5 separate regions of the Mus musculus genome follow, and regions 2, 3, 4 and 5 are each linked to region 1. Evidence: chromatin loops called from intact Hi-C (ENCODE). Cell type or tissue: heart. All regions are shown on one strand. Each heading gives the region's core, and the rest is flanking DNA. Links, peaks and the distances in the headings are about the cores only.

What was found. Hi-C counts contacts between places; a loop is a spot of excess contacts. Peaks named below come from ENCODE experiments on the same cell type or tissue, not always from the same donor. Only the 100,000 strongest peaks of a DNase experiment are listed, where the experiment ranks them.
Region 2: a loop joins it to region 1, with 3 times the contacts of the local background. A loop is called at or near these places in 2 of 42 quality-filtered maps.
Region 3: it touches region 1 in a loop (10-fold over the local background); 32 of 42 quality-filtered maps call a loop at or near these places.
Region 4: a loop joins it to region 1, with 2.9 times the contacts of the local background. A loop is called at or near these places in 5 of 42 quality-filtered maps.
Region 5: it touches region 1 in a loop (2.0-fold over the local background); 3 of 42 quality-filtered maps call a loop at or near these places.

What each region holds. Positions count from the first base shown.
Region 1 is chr3:58,161,129-58,167,268 of GRCm38, forward strand. It overlaps Gm40056 (a long non-coding RNA gene), which reads left to right. Exons shown (of 6, transcript XR_003954487.1): 5 at 1,111-3,128; 6 at 5,149-5,934. It overlaps 1700007F19Rik (RIKEN cDNA 1700007F19 gene), which reads right to left and starts at 2,679. Exons shown (of 6, transcript NR_040538.1): 1 at 2,634-2,679; 2 at 2,379-2,425; 3 at 1,218-1,338. In heart, for the core only: a CTCF peak has its summit at 2,822 (motif pointing right); DNase peaks (open chromatin) are centred at 1,423 and 2,843; H3K4me3 peaks cover 338 bases; H3K27ac peaks cover 2,447 bases.
Region 2 is chr3:58,369,530-58,375,669 of GRCm38, forward strand. No RefSeq gene overlaps it. Among named protein-coding and RNA genes, the nearest start is that of Tsc22d2, 42 kb to the right of the region's middle. In heart, for the core only: no CTCF peak of the experiment used is centred there; a DNase peak (open chromatin) is centred at 3,042; H3K4me3 peaks cover 994 bases; H3K27ac peaks cover 3,301 bases.
Region 3 is chr3:58,487,807-58,493,946 of GRCm38, forward strand. No RefSeq gene overlaps it. Among named protein-coding and RNA genes, the nearest start is that of Eif2a, 35 kb to the right of the region's middle. In heart, for the core only: a CTCF peak has its summit at 3,187 (motif pointing left); no DNase peak of the experiment used is centred there.
Region 4 is chr3:58,781,453-58,787,592 of GRCm38, forward strand. The region is part of intron 8 of 4930593A02Rik (RIKEN cDNA 4930593A02 gene); the gene reads left to right. Among named protein-coding and RNA genes, the nearest start is that of Gm40059, 40 kb to the right of the region's middle. In heart, for the core only: CTCF peaks have their summits at 3,203 (motif pointing left), 4,618 (motif pointing left) and 4,619 (motif pointing left); no DNase peak of the experiment used is centred there.
Region 5 is chr3:58,302,090-58,308,229 of GRCm38, forward strand. It overlaps Gm32847 (a long non-coding RNA gene), which reads left to right. Exons shown (of 3, transcript XR_867323.1): 1 at 1-439; 2 at 4,064-4,164. Among named protein-coding and RNA genes, the nearest start is that of Gm32847, 3.3 kb to the left of the region's middle. In heart, for the core only: no CTCF peak of the experiment used is centred there; no DNase peak of the experiment used is centred there.

The sequences.
Region 1 (6,140 bases), core at 541-5,540:
GAAGGAGATGTACTGGCTTACACATCTCTGGCACTCCAGAGGGGAGTGGCAAAAAACAAACAAACAAAAAAAACAAAACAAAATAGCAGATGCTAATTGCAACAAAAACTCCCAAACCGACTGAGACTAAGAGGACAAGGCCAGAGGTGGCAGGTTTCTGCCGCAGAATTTAACCTCTGTCATCTCCTGCAGCCAGAAACAAGGTTGTGAAGAAAATCCAGTCCACAGCCAGAGTAATAAAGGCAGTTGAGTTTACACCCTGATACTCCTATTGTGGGGATATAAAAGTTCTGATAAAGAGTGGAACCTGAGGCACAGGATAGGAACCCAAGATGGTACTCTAAAGTATGTTGGTCCTGTAGACACCTACAAACCTCTAGTAACATAAGTGTCCTGTCCCCTAAAACAAATACCTACTTCCTAGGGAATGTTCAATATGCTGGAAATTGGCTCCTTTCCAGTGATTATGGCCACATGTCAGTAGAGCTCAGAAAGAGAAGTAGTCCTCAGGGAGGACGGAGATTTGCCAGAAAACTGAGCCACGGTTGTGTTCCTAGGACAATACTATCTGCAGGGGATGGTGTGATGGATCCTGGTTTATTGCCAACGTATGGTACTGTTCTGTAACACCAAAGGCCAAGTGGTGGCTCTGAACCAGAGGTAAGGTGGGAGTCAATGTCACAAAACCGAGCAAGACAGAAAAAGAAGCCAATGCATCCCACCTGCAGGGACCTTTGAATGATGCCTGCCTGAGAGGCCACACACGTGGCTCATGGGATGTGGAAGGTGGAGCCCAGCGCTTCACACATTCTGACAAGTCCAATACCAGGGCCTATATCCCTGGCCCTCATTCCCGGAATTCTGTAATGAGGAAAGGATATTTATTACCTACATCTTGACATCTGTGGGCTGATGTCATTATCAGCTTCCAGTTATCATTATCAGCTTCCAGCATAATCATTTACATACTCAGTTACGCAGGATAATTTTTAGTGACAAATAGCACAGACCCAGTTGACAATAATTTGTGCTAGCTGACCCCGCCCTGGCAGACTCTGAGGAAGACGTGACGGTTTCATCCTCTTACAACTGCTCTGCTTTCTCTCACAGCTCTACATCTCCTGACAATTGCAATCTCACTTTCCCTGACTCCATACTTCACCTTCCTGTCTGTCCCCAGCACAGCCGGACCTTACCCTCCACCCTTGTCCGCTTACCTCAGTGTCTCTATGGTCAGAACAGCCAACCACAACAAGGCTTCCACTGGCAGGAAACAGTCTTCACACTCTTGGGATTTCCTATTATGTGATGTGCAACCTTTTCCAGAAACAATCGAACCTAAAAATAGAAACCGCCTGGATCCACCTTCATCTCAATACAATGACTCCGTGGCCGCTGTAACTGGCCTTGAAGCAGTGCCAGGCACTTTGAAATCCCGAGGCTCATCGGTGTGAATGAAGGAAGCGCTTCCAGGGACTCCCAAGCGAGGGGAGGCTGCTGTTTACTTATTCCCTAGTCTTTGTTATTTTGTTGGCCTTTGCCAGGAAAGCCTGGGTAGGAGGAAGGAAAGCAAGAAGGGGATCAGAGGGGTGCAGGAGATTAGCAAGCAGAATTGGTGACCCTGGGGGAAGAGACTAATTCCCAGAGGAATTAGGTGAGTTTTTGAAGGATGGGGTTGAACTGGAGAAGAGAGGGAAAGAGAAGCAGGTTGAAACTGGATTTTCAGCGGCCCACGTAGTTGGAGTGACTGGGCCTTCACAGCTGGATCATGGCTTCTGGAAATGGAGCAGGGAGGAGAATCAGTCCGTCTTCAAGTCACTACCAGGGTCAGCAGTTACTGTTTCTCTCTCACCATCCCCTGAGAAGTTCCCATTCTCTTCTGTGTGGAGGAGGAGACAGAGGAAGGGACAAAAACCTGGAGAGGGCAGAAGCACCTGCCCACCCATGTGAGACAAGACAAAAAGCAGAAGTTAATCAGCGTGCACCGGCCCCTCCATAAAGATCCCACCCCACTGGAGTGTGTGACCAACCTGGGAGAGAAACTGGGAGTTCTCAACAATGATGCTAAGAGCCATGACCTTGAAATTCAAAAGCAAATAGAGAAGAGATGAAGACCCAGGAGACCCGAGCTTGAAGTTATCCCAGGAGAAACAAGCTGAATATAAGGTCTTCCCAGACTCAGCTCAGAGTCAAACAGCCTGTCTTCTAACCCCATTTCCTCCCATCACCAGCTGGGAGACTTGGAAGTCGTCTTTCCTTTCCCTGAGCGGATACCCATTTCATTAGGTTCATTAGGTGAGGGTGACATGAGGTGGGAGCAAACAGCTCTATCTCCATACACCCCGTTAAGGGGCTTTGTGGGCAGAACCAAGACTCACCCAGAAAGATGTGGTCGGTAGAAAATAGCTTTTACACGAATCTAGGCCTGGATGGAGAAAGAAGACATGTTAAAAAACAAACAAACAGACAAACAAAAAAACAAAACAAAAAACCCAAACAAACAAAAACAACTGGCAACAGGGAAGGAGCCTGGTGCTTGTATACACGGTGCCTGGGGTACTCAAGAGGACGTGGGAAAGTTCTCCCCGTACAAGCATCCAGCAAATACAGGGAGATCAATAAAACCAAATTACCACCGTTTTGCAGCCTCCAAAGAAACAATGAAAGTTAACAGTGACCGTTATATCAGTTACTAATTTACTGCCTTTAAACCCTAAGTCCACCGTTTCAGTGCTCTGGGGTCATTCATTGAAGGAATTCGAAACACTTCTCCTTCCCAACGCGCATGATTTGACGCTTCATCAGTAGAGGGCGCTAAAGAGACACTACAGGAACAAGGGGCTTTTCACTTGGTTTTACTCCTGGTGTCTGACCTCCAGCAGTGCACATGTAGGCTCATCAGCCAGGCCATGTGCCATCAAGATCGCTACAGTGTACAGTCCTTCTCCCGGATCCTCTGCCTGGACTCAGAGACCCCTTGCCTTCACCCTTGTAACGTACCAGTTTTACACAGACCTCCTGACCACTTTCCATCTACAGCTGGCTGACAAGGCAGCAGGACTTTGTTTCTTAAAGCCCTCCAAGTGTGAATGCTTCACACGAGTCCTTACACTTCCTATTTGTGTATGGTAGGTAAACAGCCATAGCCTCAGCTCGCCTGTACCTTTTGCATCCTTCCCTTCTTGCATGGCAAGTATGAACATGCACCTACCAGATAGCCTAGTGTCCCCAGCTACTGGCTATTGTGCCTCACTCAAGCTTTTGCCTTCAACAATGTCAAAAGTCCGGCCTTAGGGAGAGCCCCTATTTCAGGGTTGTTTTTCTTTGCTATTCTCCCTCAGATATAGGGTGCCCTTCAGAAGCAACTTTACACCTCCACAGCTATTATTTTAATAATTCTGTATATTAAACTTCCGTTATTTTAAATTACTATATAATTTTCTGTTTCCCAAAGTAGGCCCAATGACATGGGTGGGGGGTGCGTGGTAACGTCATGGAGAGACAGGAAAATCATGTGGCCTTGCTGGAGGTCTAAAACATAGCAGTTCAAGTGTTCTGGACAAAATATCAAGCCTGATTCTTGTCCAGCCTTGGATCTGACCAAACGTTTGAGAGGAAAGGAACGCGTTAAATGACACCATCAGATACAGCCACCAGATCAAGGCTCAAGAAAACCTCATGAGAAGAACAATCAGAATTCTCCAGTGTGACAGAGGAGAGAATCTGCCTGCCATCTGTCTGTCTGTCCATCCATCTATTCATCTATCTACCCATCATTCGTCTGTCTATGGCTTTTTATCCAATTAGAATTAAAGACTCCATTGCACACTGATTCTGGTAAAAAAAAAATGGAGGCAAATGAATTTAACTGTCTGGATATTTGATAATATTAATTATCTTTTTTAAAAAAAATAAGAGTTAATGAAGGAAATATTTGTTGATATTATAAAAATTCTTTTTATGTTTATGTGTGAATGGTACATGGGAATTTTCTTCAAAATAATAGTTGTATGAGATACAAGTGGATGGGAGTCTGTACTGTCCAGGACTCAATAATACTGAAGCTAAGTGATGAATACATGTGTTATTAAGACCATTTTTTTTTCCACTTGAGGTAGAGTCTTACTGTATAATCCAAGCTGGCTCCCTGTGTGGCCCAATCTACGTCAGTCTTCTGAGCACTAGAATTTTATAGGTACCACCATTTTTAGCGTCATTTTTTAAAAAAAGTCTGCAAACTGTTAGAGAAAAGGCAACATAACTGAAACATGAACATAGGGTAAAGAGAAGCAACGAGAAAAGTCTACATGCCCCAACACGCGTAAAATCACCCATTCAACAGCAGAATATCCGTGGGAGCATGGTTGTTACCACTGGTGCTACCACACCGGACAATCCAGCGGTATACATTTTCAAAATCTCTGTAAATCCAATTGTTCTCGTTCCAGTTATCTACCATGGAGAAATTGTCACATACGTCAGCTAAAACACGTGTTTATTCCAGCAATTTGTAGAGTAACCAAACCCTGGAAGCAAAGCAAACATAGCCAGTGGAGAAGGGCCGAACAAGACCTGGGGAGCCCACACTGGGTCCTCAGAAAGAGTTAAAAGGGGAGATTACGTGGGCCACTGTGGCAGAGATCCAGACTACCGCTCACAGAGCAGGGTGTCGCATTTAATCTGTGTGTTGATCTTTTCATGAAAGTATATTCATATCGCTTGTAAATACATAGCAGGCAGGGGAGGCCCCCAGCTCTATAGCCTGAGCAGCTGAGTTTTGCAAACCTTTAGTCACAGGGCATCTGACAAAAAGCAGGTCCCTGGGTGCAGTGAGGCATGAATGCAGCAAACTGGGCTCATCCTTAGAGGGCGGCTCAGCACCAGGGCCTGTCCTGCCTGACTCCGGCCTCTTTAGTATACACCTAAGACTACATTTTGAGAGGCAGAAAACTCGGCCTTTTCCCTCTTCCAAAAGGTTTCTTCAACTATGCCTTGTTATGTGATCTTAGAAACCAGCTTACTTGGGTGCTTATTTGAGTGTTCAAAAAGCTAAGACAGTTGGTGGCCCATAATGCCCAGAATAGTTGACATCTTCTTAAGCTCAGTACTGAGGACAGCGTATTAACTACTTATCCATTGCTGCCTCAGGTCACGGGACAAGTCAAGAGAAGAAATTTTACTTTGATTCATCGTTAAAGAGAGACTTGAATCCATCACTACAAGGGGAATGCACGGGCAGCTCTTCACCTGACCATTGTCCAGGAAGCAGAGTTCAGGACTAGAGCCACAAGAGGATATAAATTTCACGGGCCTGCCCCTGGTGGCCCATCTAGTCTAGCATCTCCTCAGGAGTCTACAGCCTTCAAAGCAGCCCCCACAAACTGGGGAATCAAGTGTTTAAAACATGAGAACTAAGAATGCCATTGAGATTCAGAGCAAAACAGACAAAAGACTAAGCCCAGGAAAACGATTAAGGCTTGAGAATTGTGTGTGAGAACAGCATCCAAGTCAGGAGGCCTGCAAAGCTGCTTTGTAGCCATACACAAGTGACTGGCAACTGCTGACAAGCCACCACAGACAGGATCAAGAGCATGAGTTACTCCAGGCTTTGGGCTTTGGGAGGCAGCATTTATGGGGGAGGGGGTGTGTGGTGAGGGTTAGGGGAAGGGTTCCCTGTTCTACATCAGTTGATCATGTCAACCACGGTCATGGTGCTGAAGGACCTGCTAAATCTGGCCTTGTTCCTGCCTTGGCAGGCTGCCAGGCATAGCCAGGATGATGGAGGGGTGTTTTTACAAGTGTCAAACCCCAGGAACATTGTCTTCATCCTGTCTGATAAAGCCCAGAGTCCGACAAGCATCAGGGAAAAACACAGGTTCTAGTTCCATTCCAACCCCTGCAGGCCTGCTCACTAAAAACTTCTGACAATGTCAACTTAATAGTTGTAATTTCTCAGCCTTTATGTTTGAGAAACCATTCAGGGATGTAGTTTTCACTTTGAGTAGTTTTTTTTTTTTTTATTCCCAGATTTCCTTTCCTCAAGCAGCGTGAGAAAGAAAAGCAAGGTACAAGCAGCTAGAAGCCAGACACCAAGAAAGAGGTGATGGCTGCTCCATCAAGGGAAACAGGGGGTTACTGTG
Region 2 (6,140 bases), core at 491-5,490, 210 kb after region 1:
AAGTGCTAAAGGCTGTAGCACTGGCCTCCTGTGCAGAAGGACCTAGAGTTAGTCAGCAGTCCTGACAAAGGTCAGTGGAGGGAAGAACCAGGACTACAGTCACAAAGAGGCATGTTTGGGGCTGTTGCTTCTCCTTCCAAGACATCTAACTCATATAACTGTTGATCGAAACCTTCCCTTCCACTCCAACTGTTAGCAGACCTTGGTTCTTCTTCCAAAATGAGCCCCAGCGTCAGTTAAAACATATCTATGAAATGACATGCAGTTATGTTTACCATATTTGGTTAGTACACAGGACAGGCACAGCAGGAAACACAGATCATCCGGGTCTAAGTTGAAGACAGACTACCACACCCTAGGAACTCCCTCAATGTCTGAATAAATGAAGTGAACTTCTTCAGACCACATCCCAAAGCACTTAATGATCAAAAAAACAAAGAGGACTCATTTATCTTAAGGAGGTCTTGGCTATAAAAATCTCTCTAGACACTGATTAGGATCACAAACAGTGTGAGTAAACTCGTCCACTTTGAATCTTTTCTTCATTCAGGAATATAAACTTAGAGTTGGGAAGACCAGATGACATCCGTGGCTTCCTGCCCACTGAGTTGGGACAGTGAGCTTCAGATGAGCTTTAGCTTTGCATCCAGAGCCATTGGTTGATCCACATGGGTGAGTGTACCTCTGTTAAAGGGCCATTCATGAACCCACGCATGCCGGCTGGTAGTAGAGCAGTAATTGTGACGTCCCCCTTTTTAATTCTGAGACTTATACTTTTCCTCTACATTCTATTCTCTCATATTAAAAGTAATACAAATCCTTGATTATCCCTGTGGATTTTTATAGAAGAGTCTCATATTTCATAAGAACTGTGTTCCCTGGAGCAAGATTCATGACTACATGGTCTTATCTCTTAATCACATGCTAGTTCCCTGTGTGGACTGTCCTTTCTCTAACCTCTATGTCAACCCTTAAAATTCCACCAGTCTTTCTAGTTCTAGCCAAGTCTTTCCTCCTTCCAGAAGGTTCCCTATAGAGGACTTGCTTCCCTGTTTGAACAGCCATATCTTACAGTCTTTTCACTGTATGGTATTGACTAAGATATGTCATACATAACTTTCACTCTCTTCTTCTCCAAAATAAATGTTCTTTAAATTATTAAAGGGTAGTGTTTAATTTTTGTTTAATAGAGTAAGAGTTTCAACTTACCCCAGGCTCTTGCTTTTTGAAAACTCTGAAATGTTTCTGAAGTATTCAACCTGTTGGTTTCTTCGTGTGCTTGCCTTGTGCTTATTATTGGTTTCAGTGTTTGTAAACTGTTGCATTTTAAAGGCAGGGGTGCCTTCCATGAAACTAGTAGGTTACATAGCCTAGTGCCTATATGTTTTCCCCTTTAACAAAATTAAATCCACTTACCAGATGCATTTCTAGAGCCTCCTGAAAATATGTGTCATGCTTATGTGTGGCTGCATTCCAGAGAACTGAATATGTGCTACGGAGCAAGAGCTGCGCTAGGGGCAGGGAGAAAACCCTTACAAGGCAAGAGAACTGAGGGGACTCTAAGCTCTGGGCTAAATGAAGAATGAGGCAGTGCTGTTTCAAAATGCTGAGTCCAGTAAGAAAAGAAAAAGAATTGAAGTGAGAGAGGTGTCTGCCCATACCCAGCAGATCACAGACTCATCAAATAGAGAAGGAGCTTCGGGGCATCTAGATTTACATTCTTAGTCAGAGCACCACCCTAGGTGGTTTCTAGGCCATTTCTTACCAGCCTCCACTCCTTGAGAGATCTTCAGACTATCTCAGAGTCCCTTGAGAAACCATCCCTTCCCTCGACTTCCCTATTGTCCTGTGGCATGAGACCTGCAGTACAGCTCTAGATCCGAGGGAGGTGAAGAGGAGGGAGGGTATGACTTTGCCACTCAGAAGTTGACAAACTGCCTGACCCCTTACAACTTTAGTTTTCTGCCCCTATAAACCTATAAACCTAGCCAGTAATACCTACGATCTGGTTCACACGTTAGTTGTTGCTCAACAAACAGCAGCTATTGAAACAGTACAGCACTGTGTTAAATGCATGGAATGTAGAGCCAGGCAGGGATGGCACCACACCTCGACATCTGCCTCTGTGTGGCAGAACTTTCCCATCCCAGGTTCCCGATCTCCCATACAGGGATGATAAGGATCATTTCACGGGCAGGGTTAATGAAGGGATGGCATGGCTCTTGTTCAGAGCTGGTTACATTACAAGCATTCAGTGGACGGAGGAGCAGTAAGTGGAATTGTCGTTATCACAATAAGGCAACGGGAGGCAACAGCTAAGACTGGTGAGCTGCTACTGAGCTCTCTGCCCTCAGTCTTCCTTGATTGTGAGATCTTAGCATCTCCATTCCCTTCTCAGTAGCTTAGAGACATCAGTAGTGGCTGTTTTGTTGGACTAAACCCACTGGTATATGCTCATTCCTTACAACACTGGCACACAGTAAATAATGATTATTGGACATTATCATCATAAGTTGCCCTCCTATCTCTAGTTTAGGGGGCATTTCTATCAGTAGTTTTAGAGCATGAGATTTTAAGCAGTTAAATAAATTGGAAGTTTGAGTGTTCTCTGATGACTAATCTAGACTACCATTTCCCCTGGAAATAAGTCAGGCTTTCAGCCATAAGCGGTTTGCAACTGGGCCCCAGCTGACTGTTTCTTCAGTGTGGACGTGTAAAGCAGACAGTGAACTGCGTCTTATAAATCAGTCCTTCCAGAGAGAGACAACAACATTGTCATTGTCTCCTTTCTCTGGCCCTTCATCTTAAGGGCCAGCCCTGTGGAGGGAAGAGACTTTTACAGTTAGACACATTGCTCACTCCCCTCCTGGGCTTCAGCCTGGGCAGTAGGACACTCCGAAGCTCCAGAGTGTACTGCAGAAACAGCATAAGCCACTCATTTAGGTCTGGGAAAGCTTTACAGCCCAGGAAGCATTCTCACCCCCACCCTCCCTCTTGTCTTCAGCCAATAATCTGGCAACTCAGTGATGTCACCCTGCTGTTATGCAAAATGACTTAACTGTTGGAAAGGTGACAGGAATTCCAGTGACTGCAGGATCACAATGAAACTGCTTAGCCGCTCACTTAGTCATATTACACATCACCGATAAGTCACTTTCGAGCTGTGATTAACCAACTGTGCAAACAGCACCACTGTCAGAACAGAAAAGTCAGGGCCCGTGCCTTATGCTCTAAATGATCATATTCAGTTACTGCAGTGTCTGAATCATGCCATCGAGGTGACCATTGAACATTCCAGGAACACCAGGCCTTAGAAAGGAACAGCTGTAGGAAAGACAGCACTTTCTAGCCTTAATTTTCAACAGAACATTTATACAAAATTACTTTGCCCGTCTCTTAAAATTAGTCATTTTAAACTCTTGACGATCTTACCAGTCGAAAGACAGTGGGAAGAGGAGGAGCCTGTGCCCTGCTCCGTGAGAGCAGGAGCTGCCAAGCCTCGTTTCTTTTGCTCACACAAACTGACCTCTGTCACTGGCCACAGGAGGTAGGTATCAACTTGTTCTACAGTATCAGTTGTTAAAACAATGCTTACATTTTTCTCATTTCTGATGTGTGTGTGTGTGTGTGTGTGTGTGTGTGTGTGTGTTTAACTAACCAACCCTGAAAAGCACAAAAGGAAGGAAACTCTTCACCATCCTTCCCTCCTAAAACTTAATACAACATAAATCCTTACCTGGCATTGTGGTAGGTGCTGGGCACTGAAAGACTAAAAAGACTCCCACACATGCCCCCGAAGGAGTCCACAGCGTAAAGTAATAGGGTGACTGACTCAAAAGCAGGCACTTAGCAGAAGCTGCGAATGTGAGCTGGAAGGAGCAGAGGGGTTTATCAAGGCAGATTATCCTAGAGCAGGCTACTCAAAGCTTAGTCCAGCAGATGACCGAAGAATTTATAAACTATGAAGACTAACTGAGAGCAAAGCCTTAGAAACGTTTAGAGCAATGTGACAGAGGAAATGCATTTCTGTTGGGAGTCAATAATTGTTTTCAAAATAGTGTTTTTATTGATTCCTTAAGAATTTCACTTTGTACACCCTGATTGCTCTCACTTCCCAGTCCTTCCATGCCCTCTTCCTCCTTTTCTCCTCCTCCAACAACAACAAGTCCAATTTGTATGGCTCATATACTAACTGGAGCATAGTTAAACTCCCAGTGGCCTGCCCCCTAAAGAAAATTGAGTTTCTCATCTGTGCCCTCCTCCAGAAGCCATCAGTTGTGAATTTTTAAGAGTTCTCTTTCGATGGTTCCTAATTAGGCTGCTACATCGAGACATCGGGAGGGATTATTACAGAAGCCTTCCAAGTCCCTCTTTCTCAGTTGGGCATCAGCAGTTATCGACATCACAAAGTAGCTTTCCTGCTCTTTATAGTCACCTGGAGCTTGGACTAAGGACTTTTCCCCATGGTTTCTGGCAACAGCACCGACCATGAATACGGGCCCTGGTACAGTAGGACCATGGCCCTAGGCAAAGTTCTTGGAGGCAGCCTAGACGGTGTATATCAACATGGCTTCAGTCTGCAGCAGGTCCCTGGAGCCAGACTTGGCCCCAGACAGCACCACAGCTTCAGGTGGGTAGCACACACCAAGCACGGCCCCAGGGCATGGCACAGACCAGATAGCCACAGAGCATTAGATGTGAGACAGGCCACCACCTGGCCCCTGGCCCCTGGTCCCTGGCCCCATCAGGACCACTGACCCACACATAGTCCTCATCCACATCACAGGACCGTGGTGGTCCTTCACGAAGGTCTAGTCCAGAAAGTGAAGCCTTCCTTATCTTGGCCTCTGGCACAGCCCAGAGTCTGAGAGATCCCACGGCCAGGGAGCAAGTTAGGGGTTGAGTCTGTGTCTTTGTAAATTCCATACTGCTACCCACTACCCAGCTGACCACACTGCACCTGTTTCACGGTGGACTCCAGTGCTCCTCACACCTGTCACCGGCATCATGTCTCCTTTCTACATTAAGTCATTCAACAAAATAGATGTTTGCTTTCATTTTCAAACATTAAAAAAAAATTGAGAAAAAAAAATGTCTTTCTGGATACAAACACAAGGATGATGGTAGTAAAATAGAAACAGAAACCAGTCCTAGGAAAGAGTAAGCATTCAAATATCAAGACAAACAGAATTTCTCTGATTTAGCGTCAGCCTTGACTCTGAGCTTTCTGCCCTGGGAGGAAGAACTTCAGAGTCACAATCAGTACAATTTCTGTTTTTATGATGAAGAAAGAAACATGTAAGTTTCTCAGCAACACATTTTTCCTGCCAGTAAAATCTATTTTGAAAAGTTTTAATGCCAAGGACAGCAAATGTTTGCGGTATGGTAGACATCAATCTAAATAGCATTTGTATAATAAACACATGAGTAATTTAAACTGTCTCTTACAGAGATCCTCATCAGTGAGTGTCAAGATATAACCGGAAGACTTTACCCAATCCAAGAATAGAACTTAGAAGACCCTAGAGGGGTAGATGAACGGCATGTGTTTTAAGGTTCTTAATAGCTCTCTCAGCCGAGCTTGTACAGGTAGTGTAAAGTCTCTTATTATCTGAAAAGTTATTCTATTCTTATTGCTGATTGCAGATCTATAATAAAACTCACAGTCTCAAAACAAAAGAAAAACAAGCAAAAAGGTCATACTTCATGCACACATTCCTTTTGACACTGATATTAGGAAACAAATTTATGTAATATTAGGTTATATATAATTATGTAATATTAGGCATCCTAGAATGGCTATTACTTTAGAAGTTATAAATAACATTTAATGTTCTTATTAGTCTTTACTTCATTGTCTGAATTGCTTTAATAAATATTGCAAAAGCTTCTGGTAGTGAGATGGATTGTTTATCAAAATATTATTACACTATATCCAACAAAAATTTCCTGGGATAAAATTTTCTTTCATAATGTAATCTATTTAAATAAGCAAGAACTCGCTTCAAATGTAATATGCACATCTTGATCACGTTTGTAAGATATATTTGAATATTCATAGCATGTATATATTATTATAAAAGCATTAAGAATATATAATAAAAATATAAGCCCTTGTTATCATTTAGTGGCAAAATTGG
Region 3 (6,140 bases), core at 505-5,504, 330 kb after region 1:
CTTTATATGCCTAAGTACAGGGGAACGCCAGGGCCAAAAGTGGGAGTGGGGGCGGGAGGAGAGTGGGGGGAAGGGCATGGGGGACTTTTGGGATAGCATTGGAAATGTAAATGAGGAAAATACCTAATAAAAATTTTTAAATTAATACTTTTTAAGATAATATTGGCAAGAATTCGAGAAATTAGGACTCTTATACATTACCTATTGAGATTATTGATAGAACCTTTGTGAGAAAAACAAAAAGACAATGTCTCAAAAATTAAAAATAGAGGAGCTGGAGAGATGGCTCAGAGGTTAAGAGCACTGGCTGCTCTTCCAGGGGGTCCTGAGTTCAATTCCCAGTAACTGCATGGTGGCTCACAACCATCTATGATGAGATCTAGTGTGCCCTCTTCTGGTAAGCAGGCATACATACATGTAGGCAGAACACTGTATACACAGTAAATAAATCTTTAAATTAAAAATAGAACTATTATATGAACTGTAGACTTTACTGTCATGTATACATCCAAAATTAATCAAGAACTCATAGAAATTTCAGGAATCCCATCTTTAGTGCAATATTATTTTTGTATTTCACAATATGGAAACAACCAATATATTCATCAGCAATCCACAAATGAGTGGAGAAAAAGAAACATTTAGCTTTAAATGAAAAGTGTCTTCGGAACAATGTGACAGCATAAATTAAACCAGAGGAGGTCATACTGAGAAAGAAGCCAGTCAGAGAAGAAGATGCCTTGTGATTCGACTGCAGTGGAGGGTGGAAGGAAGCCAATCCGAAAGTCGAAGGGCAGTTGTCAGGAGCTGGGGCAAACGGGAGCCAACTGAGCTGCAGGTCGGTGCTGCAGAATTTCAGTTCTGCAGGCTGAGGACGAAGGTCTGGGAGATGGTTTGCCTAGCATATGCGAAGCCACATTTTATACTCAGCTCCAGAAAAGAAGGAAGGAAGGAAGGGAGGGAGGGAGGGAGGCAGGGAGGGAGGGAGGCAGGGAGGGAGAGAGGGAGGCGGGGACAGGGACGGGGACGGGGGGGGGGGACGGGGGGGGGGAGAGAGAGAAAACGAACCATTCAGTTGTGTTATGTCTCTGGTTCACAGCATGCAGTGCACGTGGAAACTGTAAGTGTTCATCAGTCATCATATGCCAAAGAGAGAAGTATTTTCACTTGGGTTACCCCTATAATTGTGCAATGACAAATTATAAGCTTATATTCTGTCACTAATCTATCAAACACTAGTGAAAGTCAGTAATTTTTCTTACCTTGTTTTTTTTAAAGATTTATTTATTATTATATCTAAGTACAATGTCTTCAGACACACCAGAAGAGGGCATCAGATCTCATTACAGATGGTTGTGAGCCACCATGTGGTTGCTGGGAATTGAACTCAGGACCTCCAGAAGAGCAGCCAGTGCTCTTAACCACTGAGCCATCTCTCCAGACGTTTGTTTGTTTGTTTGTTTTTTAAAATCTGTTTAGGGAGCTAGGAAGGTGACTCAAGGGCTAAGAACACTTGTTGCAGGACCCATGTACAGTTTCCAACATTTCAGATGGAAAAAGTAAATAAAATTCCTGGTATTTCTTCCAGCTCCCTGAAGAATCACTGTACACACACCCTCGGGCTGTATGCTGTATCTCTGAGACTTGGACATTTAGATTGAATAAGTGGTCCACAGTTGCATACGTGACTGTCCATAAGATAGTTTGCTTTTTCAAAAGTAGGTAGGAAGGTAGCTCCTTCTTGTTTGTTTGTTTGTTTGTTTGTTTGTTTGTTTTTCGAGACAGGGTTTCTCTGTGTAGCCCTGGCTGTCCTGGAACTCACTTTGTAGACCAGGCTGGCCTCGAACTCAGAAATCCGCCTGCCTCTGCCTCCCGAGTGCTGGGATTAAAGGCGTGCGCCGCCACCACCCGACAGCTCCTTCTTTCTTATTCTCCACTTTTTAAACTCACGATTTTTGTCAAAAGAGCTACCAACTTTCGTATGACACGAGCTAATAGACACGTCAACGACGGCAGCAATTCGAAATCCCTACAAGATGGGTTTTTCCTAAGGTTGCTCCCAACACCTCAGTTACTTCCACTTCCAATGGCATGAAGGGGACACGTAAGTGATAAGAGCTTCAGGGAGACCTTTGTCTTAGTGCTGAGCTGCATGGTATCCAACTCCTGACAGAGAAGTGAGCGTCAGACATAACCATTTGATGAGCCAACATGGCTGAACTTTTAGATCTCTTTAGAATCAAAGAGCAGAATCTGCTGTTACCCAGTGATTCCCACAGAGGAAATTCTGTCTTTGCTCTGTGGAGAGAAATGGTCAGTAGAACGTCTTCACGAGGCTCTTTAGACACGCAGGCATGAGACGCCAGCACACCCACACAGACAATAAGCTTAACTGGTAATAATGTTCAGAGTGATTATATGGCTACTTGATTACTATAACCTCCACATATTGTGTAGGAAGAAACCCCTACCTGAAAAGAGTCTATCAAGGAAGGTAACCTGACTGTGAATATTGAATATCTCACTTCAAAAGACAGCTAGGCTAAAGTTACAAAGAAAAAGTAGCTTCCCCAGGGTGAGACAATCCTTCAATTTTGGTGGCACCAGAACTCCCCCTCCTTCCTTCCCTTCCTTTTCCCTGCCCCACCCCATGTTTCTTCCTTCCCTTCACCCTCCACCACCTTCTTCCTCCCCTCCTCCCCCTGTTGCTGTTCATTTTATACACACCGTAAGTGATGGTAATGTAACATGGAAATATTCTTACTTTGTTAGGCTCAGAGTATACATGTATCTCAACTTTAATGTTAGAGTTTTTGTTTTGTTCGGTTGGGTTTTACTCATTTTTTTTTTAAACCCAGTCTTGCAGTGCCGCCCGGCACGCGGCCCTGCACGCGGCCCTGCACGCGGCCCTGCATCAGCCTCCATCACTACTCTTGCCTCAGCTTTCAAAGCACGGCAGTGTGTTACCTCTAGCTCACTTTTAGTTTTAAGGTCATTGACTCGATCATGCTATGATTCTCATCTGCCTTGAGTTGTAGGCGGTCTGAAATCTATGAAGTGTTTGGTACTATGCGGTCAGCACAATGAGGGCACTTAGGAGAAGTCCGAATGTCGATTAAGGTGTTCAAACTCAGCACCACACACAAAATGCAGGAAATGGTTTAGTTTTGTGTGGTCTCCACCTGGTGGTTACAAATCAGAACACAGCCCTCGTTTCAGTTCCTCTGGAGATCTTTTTTGTTGTTGTTGTTGGGGAGGGCTGGGGTTTGCAACCAGGTCTTGCTCGGAAGGCATGCTGGCCTAATACTTATGTGATCCAGGCTGGCCTCACAGGCTCTCAACAATCCTCCTGCTAGACTGGAAATGGCCTAAGTGCCTGGATCACAGGTACGTGCTGTAATGTCTAATAAACTCTTAGGTTGATGTTTCCACACTGGAAGAGATGCATGGAAAGGATTGCCTGTCACCCTCCTACTCTCCAGCTGCTTTACAATAAACAGCATCAGCATCACCTGGGAACTTACTACAGTGTAGCTTTCCAAGTCTATCCCAGACCTATTGAATCACAGTTTGCATTTTTAACAAAACTCCCAGACATTGTGTATGCTCTATGAAGTTTGAGAAATCCTGGATTATTACATCCAGAGAAACTCACCTGAATAAATTTTAAGGTATTATCCAATACCTCAAAAACAGATGAACAGATCAAAGCAATCAGAGCCCAGTGTAGCTAATTACTGCATAAAGACTACAGCGGAGACATTATCATATTGTAACAGGCAGCATGATATTTTTTGTGTTTGGAAACAGAGTCACTCTAGATAACCCTGACGGTCCTAGAACTCACAATGTAGAGCAGGATAGCCTAAAACTCACAGATATATACCTGCCTCTGCTATACAAGAGTATAGGTGAAAGGCACGGGTTGCCACACCCCACCTCTTTCCCCTCTGAAAAATAGATATAATGATGATGTCCTTTTACATAATGCTAGATGGTTGAAGATGTGTTTCTATTGTGAATTATCTTTATGCATACTGGCCTGTGTGGGGGCCGTGTGCGTTTGCCCAAGGAAGACATCAGATCCCTTGGAGCTGGAGTTACAGGCTCTTGTGAGTTGTCAGACATGGGAGGAAGAGATAGAAGTCTGGTTCTTTACAAGTTCAGAATTGGTTCTTAACCCATGAGCCATCTTTCCAGCCCAAGAGCAGGCCTTCAGTGAATAACTCTAAGGCAACGTCTCCTACTTTCCTGGTAACACTGGAAAGAGAGACTTGACAAATGCCCTTTCTTAGAATTCAAAGTACTGAAGGAAAAGATGGAAATATCAGGATTTTGCTGAGGCCCATGAAGGAGAAGCTACATCCTCCTGGTGAAAAGAATAAAACCTGAATTCTACCTCTGACACTTACCTGTCCTAGAGATCAGAGCATTACAGACTATTTTTTTATTGTCTCATCCCTTAAGATTTAAAGGAGCTAGACCTGTCGGTCATTGGCCAGGAGATAAACACCCCCACAAAGGTTGATTCACCTTTTGATATGCCAGGACCATTGCATCATAATAAGCAAAGGCAGCCAATCTCAGCCCACTTATTTTGTATCTATGTCCATCATAATGTCTAGTCCAACTGAGAACTGTATCAAGGAAAGGTTGTTTGTCAGGGGCAACTTGAATACTGGGAGCAATAAAGGCAATGGCGTAGGTGTTGGTTTAATTAGCTGGAAGACAGTGCTAGACATTGGTTGCATATTGGAGGAGGGCACCTGAGGAATTAAGGCAGATGGCAGTATCTAGGTAGAGAGGGAGTTTGTTGCTGTTGTTCTTTGATTTTTGTTTGTTTATTTTTTTTAAGCAGCGAGTCATTTTATTAAAAGGAAGAAATTGAACTATGAAAGAAATAGCAAGAAGCCAAGACCATTTGAAGGATGGGTTGCAGCCTAGGGGTTTGGTGTTAGAGTGATAAGACTAAAGTCAGTGAAAGAAATCACCCTTTAGGCCAGAGTAGAAGGAAGACATAGAAGGTGTGAAAATACCATGAGATCTACTTGTTTATGGAGATGGGCTGTCAGAGGTCTGTCTTTTTTTTTTAAAGATTTATTTATTTATTTTATGTATATGAGTACACCCTGTAGCTGTACAGATAGTTGTAAGCCTTCATCTGGTTGTCGGGAATTGAATTTAGGACCTCTGCTCTCTCCAGTCGGCCCCTCTCACTCTATCTCAAAGATTTATTTATTATTATAAATAAGTACACTGTAGCTGTCTTCAGACACACCAGAAGAGGGTGTCAGATCTCATTACCGCTGGTTGTGAGGCACCATGTGGTTGTGGGATTTGAACTCAGGACCTTTGGAAGAGCAATCAGTGCTCTTACCCTGCTGAGCCATCTCCCCACTCCAGAGGTCTGTCTTTAAAAGGACGCTTGCTTAGAAGTTTAGAGCAAACTTTGCATGCAATTTCCTGGCATGTTTACCATTGGGGTGTAGGCCACTCTGATTGATATGAGATGGTGGCTATTTCTGCTGTTGTGCTCTTTCACAGTTTGGAGACATTTTTTATTGTTGCTGTTGTGGTTCTTATTGGTTTTCTGTCTGAGGATGCCCCTGAGCTAGACCTGCCTTTAGGGTCTGCTTCCTTTCTGGTGTCTGAATCACAACCTTCGCCGCACACTTTCTCTGGAGAGAGTAACAATCCTGTCGTGGGTGAAAGGCTGGCGTTCTCTTCTCTGAGCTCCTCTGAGCTGAGAAGGGGTGATGTAGCAGCTTTTGTGTGTTCCCTGGAGTGGGTTCCATGGAGTGCCATGAAAAGAGAACCACACTTCAGGGTGATTTGGGGAAATGACCTGTTGTTTCCTGGTCCAAGGGACTTGAGAAGTGGGGCTTCTGATGGTGATAGAAAAAAGTCTTGTTGAAACATCAAATGGGGATAGAACTGATGAGTCATGGAAGAAAAAAACTTGACCGTGAGTTAAAAATGTAGAAAACCAGTGCAGGGCATGAACAGATGGCAGTGAGTAGTTCCAGCACGGAAGGCAACCAGGGACAATCTCAACAAAACATTTGTTTTAGAATTCTGCCTGTCACCAGATGCTTGAGCCAGAGACCCAGCGTTTGGGAGGTAGAAACAAGAGAATCGAC
Region 4 (6,140 bases), core at 563-5,562, 620 kb after region 1:
TGACAAACTTGGGTGCCTTTGTACTTGGGACAAAGATATTATGAATTGCAATATCTTCTTAGTGGACTTTTGCTTTGATGAATATGTAGTGGCCTTTCCTATCTCTTCTGATTAGTTTGAGTTTAAAGTCTATTTTGTTAGATATTAAAATGGCCACACTAGCTTTCTTTTTAGGCCCATTTGCTTGGAATATCTTTCCAACCCTTTAACCTGAGATACTGTCTATTTTTTGATGTGGACGTGTGGTTTTTGGATGCAGCAGAAGGATAGCTACTGTTTTTGTATCCATTCTGTTAGTCTCTGTCTTTTTATTGGGAAATTGAGACCAGACCGCTGGTGGTCTCAATGGCCAATGATTGTTGATTCCTGTTATTTTGTTGGTGGTGTTGACTGTGTGTATGTGTTTTCCTTCTTTTGACTTTGCTGGTCTGAGGTTATTTATTCCCTGTGTTTTCATGGTTGTAGTTAACCTCTTTAGACTGGAGTTTTCCTTCAAGAAATTCTTATAGGGCTGGATTTGTAAATGTTGCGTAAGTCTGGATTTATCATAGAGTGTTTTATTTTCTCTCTCTATGGTGACTGAAAGTTTTGATGGGTATAGGTATCTGGGCTGGTATCTATGGTCTCAGAGTCTGCAGCACATCTCTTCAGGCCCTTCTGGCTTTTAGAGTCTCCATTGAGAAGTCAAGTGTAATGCTAATAAGTCGGACTTTATTTGTTACTTGGTTTTTTTTTTTTTTTTTTTTTCCTCTCAGTGTTTACTTTTCCTTCTTTTGCTTGGTAGGTTTAGCATTTTGATTATTATGTGGCAAGGGGACTTTCTTTTCTGATCTAATCTATTCCATGTTTTATATTCTTGTACTTTTATCTCCTTTCTTCTATGATTTTGTTGAAAATATTTTTCTGTGCTTTTGACTTGTATTTCTCCTCCTCCTTCTCCTCCTTCTCCTCCTCCTTCTTCTTCTCCTCCCTCTATTCCTATTATTTTTAAAGTTGGTCTTTTCATAGTGTCTCAGATTTCTAGGATATTTTGTATCAGAAAGTTTTTAGATGTAGCATTTTTCTTTGTTTATTCTATGTACCCTCAACGACTGAGATTCTCTCTTCCATCTCTTGTGTTTTGTTGGTGAAACAGGCCTTGGCAGATTCCTGTTTGAATTCCTAAATTTCTCATTTCTAGAATTCCTCAGTTAGGGGTTTCTTATTGATTGCACTTTTATTTTCTGGTCTTGAATAGTTTTATTTGCTTTTTATGTTTGTTTTCTTGGACTTATTTAAAGGGCTTATTCATTTCTTCCTACTGTTTTTTGTTTTGTTTGATTTTTTTTTGGATTGCTCTATTCATTTCTCCTTTAAGGGATCCTATCATCTACATACAGGCTGTTTTCAGTCTTTTTCTGTTTGTCAGGTATATTGGAATATCCTGGGCTGGCTGTGGTAGCAGTGTTGGGCTCTACTGGAAGACATATTGCTCCTAGTATTATTGTGTTTTTACAGTGGCATCTGAGCATCTGGGATGTGTATGATTACAGGTCTAGGTGATTTCTGGTTTTGCCTTTGTTTCATAGATGCTTTGTTCCTTGGTTTCTGTTTCCTCTCTGGATTTTAAGAGAATGTGGTGGCTGCGTATTGCCTTGTAGGACATTTTCTATGGACCTAATAGTTGTGGAAGTTTCAGGTCACATGTGCTTTAGGGTATTAGGAGATGACACTTATGGGACTAGGCTCCAGAAAGGTTTACAGAGGGAGGGAGAGTGAAGTGTTCAATCAGGATCTATTTATTTGATCTCCTTGCAAAGGGGATAGACAGTGAAGAGAAGTTCTGTTCCCATGCTGGTGTTGAGACTAGTGGATTGAATCTGTATCCTTGACCTGCTCAGCAGGCATGTGCTCAGGAATGGCTGCTAGCATTGGAGGCTGGGAACATGGGAGGAGAAGATCTTTGTGATCTCCTTGGGATGGGTTCAGAGGGTAAAGGGAGACCACAGCAGGGTGTGAGACTGTGGGGTTAGAGACTGGAGGAGAGGTAGGAAAGGTGAAGATTGCAGATTGGCTACCTGTTCTCCTGACAGGACTTGCCTTTGGGCTAGCTGGAGGTGGTGAGGCTGCTGGCACTAGGGGCTAGAATAAAGCAATGAGTTTGGCAGGGAGGTTGTTGTGTTTTATAAAAAGAAAGAGAAAGAAGGAATATGTTTGGTGGAGGCTCAGTATGGTGTGGGGGAAAGGAGATGCCAGGAAATGCCTCCGTGGGCCCACGCCGAGGCTTCCCGTCCCCCCTGAGAGACCAGCCACAGGATGGCATAGTATGGAATAGAGTTTATTCTGAGCATGGGGAGGGGAGTTGAGTGGGTAGTAGAGACAGAAAAGGGCAGAGAGAAAGGGAGTAGAGGCAGGCTATGAGCATGTGGAAAGCACGTGGAGAAAGGTGGGGGGATGGGGAGAGAGTGTAAGGAGCAGGAGCAAGAGGAGAAGAGAAAGGAGTAGGAGCAAGAGAGCAAGAGAGAGAGGAGTGGGCAAGCAGCCCTTTATATAGTAAGTCAGGTACACCGGGCTGTTGCCAGGTAACTGTGGGGCGGAGCCTAGACTAACTGCCAACAGAGGTGAAAGGGGAGGGTCTGTGGGATCCACAAGAGCTGTGGGCAGGTAGAAGGAGAGGGAAGGCTGCAGCAGGTGGAGGGTTGCAGCGCTGGGACTGGGCATGGAGGGCCTGAGGGAGAGAAGATCTGCAATCTACCTGGTTCCCTGGCAAGGGTGGCTTGTGTAGCAGGGAATGCTTGCAGGGTTTGAGTCTCAGCCCAGTTTTAGAATGTCATGATCAACTCCCAAAGAGACCATAACCAGTTCCAATCCTCCCCCCACACCACATTTCTGCCCTTTCTCCAACCTTAGGAAACAGCCAATCATTGTTTATCCTCTACCTTTGTCTGTTATAGTAATTTAATATATACTAGCTTGTATGATGTGTGGTCTTTCACTTGGCATACTTTTTCAAGGTCATCTATGGGATAGCCAACTACAATGTGGTCATCTACATATGTTATTCCTTTTTATTTCAGAAAATATTCTATTGCATGGGTTTATTGTATTTTAAAAATGCATTTAGTGTGTGTGTATGTCTGTGTGTGTGTAACTTGCTCACCTTTACCTAGATAATTATACTTGATAATCCGATTGAAAATACCACTCTCATAGCACCACCTTGTGGACAGCACTGAAAACACTTTCTTCGTCGTTCAGTTACCGAAGGAAAGAAAATGACACAAAGTTTTGTGGAAGTTTAGCATATACCATCCACCCCAAGTCCTTTTTTGGAAAGATATATGAGATGAATATTTTAAATATGATTAAACTGTAGAGATGAGGGTATGTCTCAGTTGGCAGAGTGCTCGCTTAGCATCCATGAAACACCGGGTCAAATCTCCAACTCTATAAACCAGGCTTGGTGGTACTTGTCTGTAATCCCCACAGTCAGGAGGCAAAGGCACGAGGAGCAGAACCTCAAGGCCAGCCTCAGCTACAGAGAGTTCAAGGCCAGCCTGGATGGGATCCATAAGACCCTATGCCTCATAAATAAGTAAGTTACTAAAGTAATTGGAACTCGATAATCTGAAAATAATGGGTTGAATCTAAACCTGGTCCTCTCTGATTTTTAACACAATCACTTACTAAAACTACCTGTTATTTAGATTGTGTCTGGTGACCACTAATGGTGCCTTAGGGATGTGCGACAGGATGCATTTCTGCAATCTGTTTTTTCATTTATTCTCCTGAAGTCGGGCTTTTTTTTTTCCCTTGAGTGGTAGGGATGGAATGCGATGTGAGACAAATGTTCCACCACTGACCCACACCCCGGATGGACACACAGACTAGTAGCAAGCCAGATGGAAACACCTAGAAGTGTACCACTGCTGCACTTGGGCTTTTCTGACCTCCTCTAGGGTCTGGGCTGTTTGTTTCCACCGTGACTTCTCTTTCACTAGTGCTTGTGTTCTGCTGCTCAGACTGACTCCTGTGGGTTTTTGGGAAGCCTTTCCCCCCACGTAAAATCAGCCTCCCCTTTCTCCTCTCTAAGTTCCTTTTTTCTCTCCTCCTCCTCTCTCCCTCTCTCTCCTCGCTCTCTTTTTCTCTCCCTTGTCTTTCCCTCTCTCCCTTTCCTCTTTCCCAAAGAATGTCAGACCAGAATATTTACAAATGTAAACTTAAACAATTACCATGCTGGAAATGCCTATATTTTATATAAGGTCTGTTTGTCCTCTGAGAGGTCCCTTAGAGGTCTTACATCATGCAAGTTCCTTTGATTTTTATCATGTCCCTCAGCATTGGTTCAGGCCCTGTGAAGTCCAAACTAACTCTAGCCAGTGGGAAGAGAGTCTCCCTCTCCCCTCTGCTCTCTACATACCTACCTTTTCCTCCCTCTTTTTAGCGAGGGAACAAAGTCAGTCTCCGGTAACTGCCCTCAATCTGCTCATATCATCCTCAGCCACACAGTCCTGACAACCATCCAGCTAGTCTCTGCACGCACTCTGGGCTCTTGCCAGTCTGTTTTCACACCAAGGCATTTGTTCAAAATGCAAATCCTGCCAGGCCTATTAAAATCCTTCTAGATCCTCGCGCCCCCTAGTGTAGAATGCCATGTGGTGCCTTGCCTGCCAGTCCAGCTGTTTCTCACCCTCTCTGCACCTTGTTCTCTGCACATCGGTCCTGTTGGCTTCTCCTTTGTTCTGGCAAACCCTCCACAGAGCGTCATACCCACTCGTTCGTCATCCAGCTCGTCACCCAGTTACCTCTGCTCAGCCTAAGCTGACTTCTTAGGAGATGCCTTATCCCAGTTTTTAAAATAAGATTGGCATACCACACTCCCTCCCTTCTAAACACTAACCTCAGTTTTCAGTTTCGAATCAGTGTGGTGGGTTTTCGACTCATGCCATCGTTTCAGGAAAGCATAAACCCCACGAGACGTAGGAGGCGGCTGGTACACGGAAGGAAATGGCCCCTATAGATCCATATTATACACTTGACCCCCAGTTGGGGGCGCTATTTGGGGGAGGTTCTGGAAACTGGGAAATTGCATCAAGGTGGAGGAAGATCACTGACCATGTATCCTTGAAGCTGTGTACTTCCCTGACCCCTTCTAATATCCTGTCCATCTTGATATGAACTTCTCTGTTCGGCTTTAGCTTCCTTACCGTGCTGGAAACCTATGAGACAATGAGCAAAAAAAAAAAAAAAAAAAAAAAAAAAAAAAAAAAAAAAAAAAGAATTCCTTAAGCTGTTTTCAGATATTTTGGTCAAAAATGACACGGAGACTAGAAAAATTGAATGAATGAATGAATGAATGAATGGTAATGTCTCATAGTAATTATGACAGTTGATAATATATACTTATTGTTTCTTATTTATGTTCAAGGTAAGGTTAGGTCCAGGTGTGACTAAAAGTTCTATGATCTGGACAGGGCAATGCAAGTCTCATCCAGTTGCTTTGGGCTGTTTCTGAAAGATGAGGAACCCCACACCTGCCTGCCCCTTGCCTAGTACTATCTGGTCTAGTGACATCAGTAAGCTTAAACTTAAAGAATTGTTTCCATGTTTCTCCTCTGATAGTGTACTATTATTCTGAGTGACATACTAGTCTAGGTTTGTCTTAGGGTTTATAGAGCTGTGATAAAACATCATGACCAAAAGCAACCTGAGGATGAAAGGGTTTATTTTAATTCACAGCTTGAAATCTATCATCAAGAAGTCCAAGCAGTAACTGGAGCAGCAGCCTGGAAGGAAGCAGGAGCCCATGCAGAGGCTACGGAGGAGTGATGCGTACTGGCTTGCTCCCCATGGCTTGTTCAGCCAGCTTTCAAATAGCACTCAGGACTACCTGTCCAGGGACTGCACCACCCACAATGGGCTGGGCCATCCCACATCAATCAATAATGAAGAGAATGCACTAATAAGCTGTGTACAGGGAAGCCTAGAGAGACATTTTCTTAATTAAGAATCCCTCTTCCCAAGTGACTCCAGCTTGTGTCAAACTTGTGTCAAAGTGATGCAAAACTAGACAGAGCAAAGTTGATATTTCAAAAAATAAATACCTCTATCTTCTCATCTTCCCGTCTGCACTTAAAGGTGCAGTCAGCTTAGGTCACTAT
Region 5 (6,140 bases), core at 475-5,474, 140 kb after region 1:
AAAGTAGTTAAAGCAAATGATAAAATAAGTATTGGGTACTAGTGGTCAGAAGTGGTGAACCATGTCTATCCCTCAGAGGGCTGAGACAGGAGGATGGTAAGTCTGTGGCTAGCCTGGGCTACATAGCAAGTTTCTGTCTCATAAAACCTGAAAACCAAATAAATAGCTAGCAATTTATCTGCATTTGCCACATTTTAAGTTAAAGCAAAGATAGGGTTCTAGTTTTCTCAGACTTTTAAGCAATCTAAGAATTTAACAAAAGCACATTTTCTTGTTGTTTGTTTTTTTTCCCCTTTTCTGTTTTTTAAATTTAATTTAATGTTGTTTTTCATTTGAGACAGAATTTCATTGTGTAACCTGGGTTGGCCAACTAATTGTGTATGCCAGATTGGTCTCAAACTTCCGGCAGGCCTCTGCTTCTGGAGAGCTGAGAATCCAGGTATGAGTCACTATGCCCAGCTCAAAGGTATATTTTCTATTAGGGGCATTGCAAGGCAAACAGATCATATCATTAAAACTTGTTTTACAATTATCACATAATATGCTGCTCTGGGTAAGTTCCTCATGCTAGCTGACTACAGCACAGGGGCTTTAGTATTTTCATCTTATAGGGCCATTTAACCAGTCATTGCCCAGAACACATTGCCTGTTTTAAATCAGTATTTACGGCTAACTTAGCATATAGAGACAACATTTACACACAAGGAGTCGGGGCCATGTCTTCAGCACTGTTTGATCGAAGCCAGCCACTGAAGTGACCTACAGAATTTGGAGTCCCAAGGTGAGACTTTCCGGTGAGGGTCAGAGCAAAGTGAATTGTTAGCATACATCTTTGATTTAGGACTGGGGCTGGGGGCAGCTTCTAATATATAATGTTCTTCTGTAAGACTGGGCATTAGTTGGCAATTCAGACCTAACCTACGATGTTCATCCATCTTCCATGTTTAATTGGATTTTCTATCTAGAATCAGAAAACATTAGTTCTGACTTAGGAAACTGAAATCTAGGCTCATGGAAAGACATATGTGTATCAAGACGGCTGCTTGGACATCACATGGCTCTTGTAAAACAGAGGGGGCTTTCTCGAGTGGAACGTAAATGAAGGAACTCCTAAGGCTTCCTCTTATACCTCCTCTGAAAGTTAATCTTGCAAAATCAGTGGATGACTGTCTCAGGAAGGAATACACAGGACTTCAGATGGCTCTACCTCCCTGCTGATCACCTTTAGTTTAGATTTCCCTTAGCTGTGGCAGAGGGAGGGCCTTCCAAGATAATTGATGTTTTAGGATGCAGCAGATAAAGACTGCAAAAAGAGGCCTTATGCAGACAGGTCTCTGTGCATGCTGGCCTGCCACTTACAATGCAGCCCAAACTAGCTTTGAATTCACAGGCACCCTCCAGCTTCAGCCTCCCAAGTATTGAAATTACAGGTGTGAACCACTATCATTGTAAAACTGCACCGTGTTTTAACAAAAAAAAAAAAAAAAAGAAAAGAAAAGAAAGAAAGAAAAGAAAAGAAAAAAAGGAAAAGGAAAAGGAAAAAAAAGAAAAAGAAAAAGAAGAAGAAGAAGAAAAAGTCTTGTTAGACTTGAAAGATGGAGGGAATCTCTCCAATCCAGGGTAGGACAGCCATCTTCTTCGTAGATATTTTCAGTGTTAAATATAAAGTTCTTCCCTTAAGTCCCAAATCTCCCCCTTTTAAGCTCTGGGGAAATGGTTAACATTCTGCTGAAATACTTTCATGTTCAACTTCCAAATTAGCTGTGAATTCCTCTTCCTTCCAGCTTCCTTCCTGGGCCTCCTGGTTCCGCTTGTCTTCTTGAATTAACCTCCCCTGAAGGCCAGGAGCCCTGGAATCTCAGCTCCACTTCTGAGATAATTTCTGCAGGAAAGCAAGTTTGGCACAGCTCGTTTTAATATCCACCGTGGCAGTGGGTGGGAGTGTGGGGGTGGGGAGTGAGGAAGAAAGGAATACAACCCTACTACTAGCCTGGAAATTGGACTGGAACTTCTTGTGTTAGGCTTCTGAAACCTACTCATTACCCAGCAGAGTGCTAATGAGTACTCCATATGATAAACGTTGGAAGTCAACAACAGATATTAAAAAAAAAAAAAAAAAAAAAAAAAAAAACCTTCTCCTTCTCAGTCCAGAGTCTCCAAGACGATCCCTGGGGCTTTGGGGAGTTTTAGGTGGGTGGTATTTTAAGAACAGAAAGGAAGAGGTCGCACGTGGACTGCCAGCTCTGAAGTGCGCTTTTACTTTCCTATAGCTTTGCAAGAAGCCTCAGGCTGGCTGAGGGACAGCAGCAGCAGCCGGACAGGAGGTTGGCAAAGTCACAAAGACTCATGAAGACTCCTAATTCCTAAACAATAAATGACCATGAGGGTCTAGGCAAGATTTGAACTGGAAAGCAATGGATGCTAACTCTAGCTTGTCAAAGACGAACTTTACCCAGCTGCTAGCACCCAGCCGAGGTCTCACCTGTTTCAAAGGAAGGTCCAGAGGGAGGATTTGATGACGAGGTCTCCGAAGCCTCCTGTGAATTCCGGCAAGTGTAGTCCCCACAGCAGATGATATACCTGAGGTCTTGATGGCATTTGCTTAAGTGACAAGTGCAGAGTGTGGAATTGTCAACATGTTGTTTGGCAGGGTAGTTACAATTCTTCTGAGATCACAGGATTCTGAGTGTCAGACCGTTTGATTGGAAAAGTCAAGGGTACACTGCCCCATGTTTGGGAATGTTTTTAAGGCTCACCCTAACTACTTTGTAAATATGATATGGGTTAAAGGTTCATTTATATGTGTTATACTAATTAATTAAGCAAGATTGTCCCATGGTAAAAAATCAAAGCCTCATGGCAAACCAAGAGGAGATCTTTGATGACTTGGTATAAAAAATGCTTCAATTATTTGCAGAGGTGTTTTTAGCTCACACATAATATTTTAACTTTTTATGGATGTATACAACTCTGCACATTTTATAAATGTGAAAAATCAGGTAGCTCATCACAATCAGAACAGAGAGTAATTCTCTTATTCCCATACTTGATTCTCCCTCTCCTCCCCCCCTTCATTGTTGTGGAGATAGGGTATGCGTGTGTGTGTGTGTGTGTGTGTGTGTGTGTGTGTACATGTCACACCATACCTACAGAAGCCAGAGGACAACTCTGGTGTCTGTTCTCTCCTATGTTTCTATGGTTGAATTCAGGTCACAAGACTGGGTTGTAAGTTTGTTTAGCAGCTGAACACCAACTTTGATGCTCTACTCTCTAGAGTCAAACCCTCCACCCTGACCCTCACCCCCATCTTGCAACCCCATAGTACAGTTTCGTCTTTCCCCAAACTTTATTTTGTTTTTGTTGTTTTTGTTTTGTTTTGTTTTGTTTTTGAGACAGTTTCACAGAGACTGACGTCCAACTCCACATTTGGTTGAAGCTGACCTTGAACTCCTCTTCTGCTTTCCAGTCCTGTGCTAAGATTACAGGTTATGCCACCAGTTTTTGAGTTGGGTTTCTCTCACTTAGCGTTAAGTATTTGGAAGGCACACTGTTGGGTATCCAATGATGCTTTCTTATTTACTGATGAATAAAATTCCATTGTGTGGCTGGACTGTGGAGATTTTGGAAGATTCCAGTCTGTTGACATTTCACAGACTTAAATGTTTGGAAGCAGGGATGTTTTATTTCTTTGGGTAAATAGCTAAGAGGCCGCTGCGTCCTAAGAACTTGTTCCTGTTTTCCGTAGTGACTCTAGCTGTATTCTTTCCAGGGATGTGTGGAAGTCCACTTGCTCAGGCTACTTGCCTACATTTGGAAATATCAATTTGTTTGTTTTCTTTAGTCATTCCAACAAATGTAATTTTGTTTGCCTTTCTGGGTTGTTTATATTAAATTACTTTGTTATTTCAGACAGGGTCTCACTATGTAGCCCAGGCTGGTTTAGAACTTGATATGTAACCCTGACGTCAAATCTAAACAGTCCCCTTACCCCAGCCGCCTAAATGCTGGGATTATAGGCCTGAGCCATCACACCCCATGACGGTTGCCTTTTTATTCTCTTTAGAGTGCCTTCTACAAAGTACCTGTGGAAGAAGACCAATAGATCAACTTTTTTGTGACTCCTGCCTTTGACATTTTATGTAAGAAGTCCTTACCTTGTTCAAGGTCAGAAAGGTTTTCTCTTACAACTCTTCTAGACGTTGCATGGTTTTGTTTGACTTTTTTTAAAGATACTGATCTGTGACTCATTTTATATTATAACATTCTTAGAATTTTTTAAAGAGAGGTTACTCATTAATTGAATCAACATGTCCATTTAGCCCCTGGTATATAAGCTTAGCATTATGAGATATTTTTTATCAGAGGTATATCCAGTATTTCATGTTCTTTTATCAGTCAACAAATATTGATTAATGTGGTATTTCACTTTCATTACAGCTTTCTGAGCATTTTAGAAAGTCTGCTTTGGACATCCTGCATCCCAGGTCACATTCACAGTCATAGCAGTTTGCCCATGAGTAGTTTTCATTAGTAGCCTACTGACAGACAGACGGACCGTCAAGGAGTCTAGAGTCCAAAAGAATAACTATTTTGTATCTCCTTTCAGAAGAATTCCAGTTTTTCCCCTTCCCAAAAACATTTTTATGCTAGTATGATGGCCCATACCTGCTTCCCCAGGACTTAGGAGGCTGAGGCAGAAGGATTTCTGTGAGTTTGAGGCCAGCTTGGACTACATAGTGAGTTCCAGACCACCCTAAGCTACATAGTGAAACCCTGTCTCAAAAAACAGATTTTTTTTCCTCTGACAAGCAAAGTAAGGAATAAGAGGGAAGTAATGTGTCAGGTTTTCGAAGCTTACAGAGTTCTGTTCAGCATCCCTGCCTGGTCTTCAGAGATGTTAGATTCTGTAGAGGACTACCAAGACCTTAGAGGTCACCTTGCCTTTATCCAATCACTTAATCAAGTCAACAAGTATTAGTACTCAACACTTCCTATGAGCCAAGGACTCATAGTGCATGTCAATGAGAAAAATGAACATCCAGCCAACCTCCTGGTATAAGGTTATTCCAGTGCAGTGGCTGAAACCAGGGTCTCAGATTTCCATCTCCTTTAGGCATCCTCACACCCTGCGAGGTCCTAGAATCCGGGTCTTCCCTCCAAGCAGTGCTTGCTTTAATGAATATCAGAATTTGTCTTTGATTTTGAGGAATAGACTAAAGCTCAAGGGAGGGGATTAGCAGGAGAGACACTGTGGGGAAGTGAGTTTAGAGAATAGCTTTGAATAGCAGGTTTGGAGGATAAAGCAATCCAAAAGTACGGTTTAGGGAAAAGAATGTTAAAAAGAAAGACTAGCAGGGTATGGTAGCTTACAACTGATCTCTATACTTGGGAAACCAATGCAGAAGGGTTTCCTTGAGTTCAAGGGCAAAGTGAGCCACATTGCAGTGACTTCCAGGCATTTCCAGGAGGGGTTTTTATTTATTTATTTATTTATTTATTTATTTATTTATTTATTTATTTATTTTTGGTTTTGATGTTTTGTTTTGTTTCTTGCCAAGCTTCTCAGTTTATTTTATTTTTTATAATTTTTGTCATTTTTTAAAATTTAATTTTATTTGTAATTCATTTTTTGCACTCCATATTCCATTCCCTGCCCCTCCTGTCCACCCTCCAACTGCTCCACATCCCACACTTCCTCCCCACCCCATCTCCACGTGGATGCCCCCAACCACCACCCCACCTGACCTCTAAACTCCCTGGATCCTCCAGTCTCCTGAGGGTTAGGTGCATCACCTCTGAATGAACACAGACCCGGAAGCCCTCTACTGTATGTGTGTTGGGGTCCTCATATCAGCTGGTGTATGCTGTCTGTTTGGTGGTCCAGTATTTGAAAGATCCCGGGGTCCATCCACATTAATTGAGACTGCTGGTCATCCTACAGAATCGCCCTTCTCAGCTTCTTTCAGTCTTCCCTAATTCAACAACAGGGGTCAGATGCTTCTGTCCATTGGGTGGGTGCAAATATCTGCATCTGACTCTTTCAGCTGCTTGCTGAGTCCTTCGGAGGGCAGTCATGATAGATCCCTTTTTGTGAGCACTTCATAGCCTCAGTAATAGTGTCAGGCCTTGGGACCTCCCCT